2 separate regions of the Homo sapiens genome follow, and region 2 is linked to region 1. Evidence: chromatin contacts called from ENCODE Hi-C data. All regions are on one chromosome and are shown on one strand. The core of a region is the stretch at or near the end of the contact, and the rest is flanking DNA. Distances in the headings are between cores, read along the strand shown. Region 1 holds the start of CIP2A (cellular inhibitor of PP2A). Region 2 holds the start of NECTIN3 (nectin cell adhesion molecule 3).

The links. Hi-C counts contacts between places; a loop is a spot of excess contacts on that map. Pooled maps may share reads with other maps.
Region 2: a loop to region 1 is called in a pooled map, with 23 times the contacts of the local background. The contact joins the promoter of NECTIN3 here to the promoter of CIP2A in region 1. A Hi-C loop is called at or near these places in 9 of 50 pooled maps.

The regions. Positions count from the first base shown.
Region 1 is chr3:108,588,069-108,590,813 of GRCh38, reverse strand. CIP2A (cellular inhibitor of PP2A) reads left to right here and starts at 1,376. Exons shown (of 21, transcript NM_020890.3): 1 at 1,376-1,540. The coding sequence starts at 1,439. It overlaps DZIP3 (DAZ interacting zinc finger protein 3), which reads right to left and starts at 1,092. Exons shown (of 33, transcript NM_014648.4): 1 at 975-1,092. RefSeq lists an enhancer at 898-1,177.
Region 2 is chr3:111,070,557-111,073,256 of GRCh38, reverse strand. NECTIN3 (nectin cell adhesion molecule 3) reads right to left here and starts at 1,441. Exons shown (of 6, transcript NM_015480.3): 1 at 1,080-1,441. The coding sequence starts at 1,239. LOC151760 (putative uncharacterized protein LOC151760) reads left to right here and starts at 1,491. Exons shown (of 4, transcript XR_007096272.1): 1 at 1,491-1,765. RefSeq lists a silencer at 1,614-1,713.

The sequences.
Region 1 (2,745 bases), core at 127-2,626:
ATTTTACCTAATGAAGATTCTGCAGCAGTGAGAACTTGCCTAGAGTCACATCGTCAAAGGTGGAGCTAGAATCTGTAAGCAACCTGGCTCTCTACTCTTTACCACTGCTGCATGTTACTGCATGGTGCCTCTCATTTATGTGGTGAATTTCAAAAGTACTATTTTGTATGTTTCCCTTACTAGACAGTTCCCTCGCAGCAGGGGATACTACTTCATCTCTGTTCCCTGACTGGCAGTTTCTAACCCATGTTACACGCTCTATAATTGTTTACGGAATGAATGAAAGCATAAATGAACACACAAGCTACCCAAAGATTTTTACATGAATGTCCCAACTGGTTAAATCATTTTTATCTTTCAGATTTAAACTTTTATAAAAAACAAAACCAAAACACCAAACCTGTCTTCAAAAATCTAGTAATTCAAAAAAATTCTTTTGAAGTGAAAAAACATGATTTCTGATAAACGATTTAATTAAATGGAAATGTACCCTATTCTTACAATTTCTACATCCTGGTTTTTAAAGCTTTATTCGACGTTAGGAAATATTAAGCAAAAAGCTCCAAAACCAGTAACTGACTCGCTTCATTACATACACATGCAATAATATTAAGCTATCTCCGATTTAAAAAACGCAAATAATAGTGCCATTTTCGTAGACATCGAGAATTATAAAACAATCAATCATGCCAGAGAGAAACAGACACCTTCACTTACAAAAACTGACGCTAACGAGTAACACCCTCCGGAGCAATACCTGGCCCAGGGTCAGCAGGAGGTAGTCTTCTCGAATAAATGTGACAAATACTTTGGTCAGGGCATGACTAATTTGCCACATAATGCCAATAGGTTGACTCTGAGAAACTACCATCCCCGGGCAGAAGGGGCGGGTGTAGGAGAGATTTAAAAACGAGGCCCCTCCCAGGCCGCCTCAAAATCTAGGGCCCAAGATTCTTCTCCTCAGAGCTCCTCACCGTGTCTAGACTAGGGGCAAGCGACCATTTCTCAGGTAGAGGATGACGCACAAACGAAAAACTGGCCATCCAACATGAAGGACGAGGAAGCGCACGAAATCAGAGCGCACAGCTGAGTGAGGAATCCCCCTTCTCCTAACCGATTCCTCTCCCGAGAAATCGCGAGATTTCTCGCCTTCACGGGATCTCAGGCCGAAACCTCGCGGCCTCTCAGACGAGGGTGGGTTAGCGGGGGCAGCTCCCAACCCCCGTCCTGGACCCACAAATCACCTCGACCCCTGGCCCACCCCGGCCGTCACCGAGAACGGTCCCCTAGGGTGCCTAGGGACTTCCGGAGCCCGACCGGATCCGGAAGCTTCTGAGAGCGAGGGGGTGGGGCCGAAAATCAAAAAAAGCGCGGCGAAAGCTAAAGGCCGGCGCACGCTGGGCGGTGGTGGTCCCTAAGCCGGGCCGCGGCCGGTGCAATGGACTCCACTGCCTGCTTGAAGTCCTTGCTCCTGACTGTCAGTCAGTACAAAGCCGTGAAGTCAGAGGCGAACGCCACTCAGCTTTTGCGGCACTTGGAGGTGAGAGGCTCTGGGGTAGAGGACAGATGGGGCTTCCCCTAGCAATTCTTATTTCACAGTGAGGCCGAGGAGTGGCGGCCCCAGCCTGGGAAAGAAAGGACAGTCCTTCGATCCCTCTGTTGTCTTTTCGTACTGGTAAAGGCTAGTGAGTGTCGGGGTTCCGCTGGCCGCAGCGAGAGGCAAGAGCGCTCACTGAAGGCTCTAGGAAAAGCGGGAGTGGGGCAAAAGGTTGGGAAGTTCAGGTTGTTTCGAGTAGGTAACGGAAAAAGCTCGGAACTTTATCTTTTCCTTTGCTTCTAGTTTTGGTTTTTCTACGAAACCAAGCCCTCAATACACAACTATTCTCAGTGACGGAAAGTCATGATTAAAACTTGGTTTTGCCCTTCGGTAATCTATAATTGAATTTGTTGCTTACTGCTCTTACTTGAACTCGGGTTGAACTCAAACTTGAAAAACATTATTTCAACATTAAGAAGCACTTCCCCTTCCTAGTAAGCGTAATCCTTTTTCTTTACCAAAATACATTGCTTACAGTTTTTTAATCTTAGAATGCTGAATTGCCTTTTTTTCTATTCTAGTGATATGTGTCCAGACGATTCCGTTTGTTTTAGGATCTTAATCTTCTGCTTTCATTTGTTTTGCATTTACGGAATTCAAACTAACATTGACCTCAGTTTAATTTTTTTAAAGCTCAATTAAGGCTTATTTTAACTCTCTGTGTCACAGCTTTCCTCTGTTAAGGTAGAATTGAACATAATTTTAAAATATATTGTATTATATTAACCCTATGATAAAAGACTAATGTGCCAAAAATTTGTAAAATATTACAGGAAAAAAATGATTTCCAGTAGTAGAGCAACAGCAGCTGTTAGTGAAGCTGCTGTTGTATTAAATGTGTCTGTCTTATCTTGAGCTTCACTGGTGCTCCTCTTTTCCCTACTTCAAGTGCCCATCTCCTAAGTACATTTGTTTTCTCTTTTTCATTCTTTATTTTAAGAAGTGCCTGCAAACCTAATAATTAAGGTGTTAGCTGTTAAATGCTTAAGGCTTTGCTTCTGAATTAGCATAGGCTCCAGAAGCCGCAGAATAAGCAGGGCAGTCCGTTTAATTTAAAAATCGGGAGTTAAGCATTTTGTATGCTATTCTGAAGCATTACCTTTCTTTGAATAAACAGGAAGGTTGTGCACTGAAAGAGATTTAAGGCA
Region 2 (2,700 bases), core at 192-2,691, 2.5 Mb before region 1:
AGTTTACGGTTTTATGAAATACTGAAAACCAATCTTTGACCAAGCTTAAGTTCTGCCCCTCTACTTTTCTTACCAAGAGCCCTCAAATAAATAACTACTCGCAGTGTTCTGATACTCCTCCTCCCACCAAAGACTGGTGTCCTTATTTTCCCAAATCGCTGCCTCCCATTAATTACCACTTAAGTCCATTTCTCTTGCATGAGGCAGACTTTTTTTTTTTTTTTTTTTTTAGCACAGTCCTTAATAAGCAGGCTTCTAGTCTGGCATACCTGGGAAGAAAACTCAGAGACTAACTCCCAAATATGACAGGAAAACAGTAACATAACACGAGGGTCAAGAGATGGGAAACAGGCGCGTGACTGTTTTGGTTAGAACAGCCGGGGCACACAGTCCATGAAATCAGGTATTTAACACGTAAATCTTGTTCCTGCGGTTTGGTAAAATAAGCACGGGCAGTGTGAGAGACGTCCCACAAGCTGGAGGGCAGGGACGAGGGTCAATCTAGAGAGCTCCAGAAGCTGTCAGGGCAGAGCCGGGGGAGTGGGCACAAGACAGAAGAAAACTAGCTGTAGGGGATTCTGCGGCTGGGTGGGCTAAAATGGTGCCTTCTCCAGGGTGGAAGGCCATGAGAAGTGGACCCGGAGGCTTCATTCCATCGGGCTCCGGTCCCTAGGGTTTCTGGGCTCACAGCTCAAGTTTCACCGGGAAAAAAAGCGGCAAACGTGCATCCCGGCACCTTAACCTACGAGGGTTCCCAGAGAATGAGCGAGGAAGTAACGGTCCCCGGAGCAAACCCGGAGTTCGGCGCACGAAGCACCATCGCCAACCCTCGGCCATCCGCACGGCGACCCGCGCGGCCGCGGGGGAGGGCAGCGGGCCGCCGGCTCAGCATTCGCTGGCCTGGCCCTTCCAGGGCCTCGCCCCGGGCGCGGCGAAAAGTTTCCAGCCAAAGTCCTCGGCACTCGCTCGCACAACCAACCGCCTCGCTGCTCCAGAGAACGGCTGGCAGAGCCGGCCGCGGCGCCCGCACCCTCAGTGGCGGCTCCCTCAGCCCACGCCGGCCGCCGAGGTTCACCTACCACAGAGCCTGGAGAAGAGCAGCAGCGGGAAGAGCAGCAGCAGCAGCGGAGGTGGCGTCGGGGGCTGCAGCAGGAGCCCGGCTCCGAGGAGAGAAGCGGAGGAAAGTTGTGCTTTGCCGCCTCCAGGACACAGCGGGGACGGCCGCAGGGTCCGCGCCATCCCCCACCCTCCCCCCGGCCCGCTCGCCCGCCCGCCCCCCGGCTCCCCCGGCCCCGGCGCCTCAGGCTCTGGGCGGAGGCTGTGGAAGGTCCGGCGCGCGCGTCCCCAGCTCCCAGCTCTAGCGCCGTCGCTGCCGGCTGACACTTGGCCGAACGCTGGCGGCTGCCTCGACACCGCCGTCGCCGACGCCACTGCCGAGGCTGAAGCGGGAGCCGCCCGCCGCCGCCGCCACTCCCCTCCCCTCGGCACCCGCCCGCGTCGAACTCCTGGGAACTCGGAACGCACCACCCCGCCCCACGCAAGAGGGGGAAAAGAAACCGACTCTCAGAGCGGGCGCCCGACTCGCCCGCCCTCCCCGCGCAACTCCACCTCCCGTCTGATCCCCGGGCGCAAGCCCTGTCTCCTCCCACCCCGCCCTCCTACACATGCTCCTCCCCTTTCAAAAAAAAATATTCTTTTCATCCACTTTGATAACGGGGTTTCTCCCACAGCAGAGATTTAAAAGGGACAGGAAAATCTGGAATAGGTTAGTCGGCCCCGCCCCTCGTTCCTGCCTGGTTTCCCCCCTTCCCTGCCTTTCCAATGGTCTCGCCCACTCCACCCCTCGCGGGTCCACGGGGGCCCCGGCGCCGACTGAGGCGAGGGCTGCGGGACAATCACGCTCGGCCTTCTCCTCTCCCGGGCGGCGCTCTCCCTGTGGCGGGGACCTGGGACGAGGGGGTGGGGTGGGGAGGGGAAGGCAGGAGGGGGCTGCCCTTCCGTTGCCCATGCTAAAGGTTCCTGTGTAGGAAGCTGGACGCAGCCTGCTGGACTAGTAATCTTCCTCCTCGCTGGGGCGCGGGGCACTGAAGGGAGGGAGAGACTTTCTCCTCCTTCCTGTTCCCCGGGACAGCTGTGCTCTCCGAATCCTTCCCTTCTTCCCAGCCCACTTATTCCCCGCTCGCCAAGGCACGTTTGCACAGGCATTTTTCCTGCTCTTTTTTCTGGGAGGGCAGCTTGGTAGAATGGTCGGCGGAGCTGGGCGAGGAGAGGGGTCTTCAGAAGGTTTGCTTTCTTGCTCTTGCTTCTCACTGGCCGCTGGGCTGTCCACTTTCCGCGCCGGGCGACTGGCAACAGGAGGCCATGGATTTCCCCCAACGAGTGCGTTGGTGTTTTTCTTTGGTTTTGTTTCCTTTGCATGTTCGTATGTGTAGTTTTATTTTCTTGCCTGTTTTCGTTTGATGGCAGAGAGGCGACCTCGGGAAGTATTAAACATTTGCCCGTATAAGAAGAGCGTCTGTGGTCCACCATGACCCTCGCTCATCCCAGGTGGCTCTCCGCCCTGCCCTCTCCATCCTCCCGCCTCGCACAGTACCGGCAGCTTGACCTTGGAGCCACTGCCACATTGGTTCCGCGGGGGGAGTAGGAGGGTGGACAATTTGGACTGTCCAGCGTAGGGGGTGAATTGAAGGCAGAGGACAC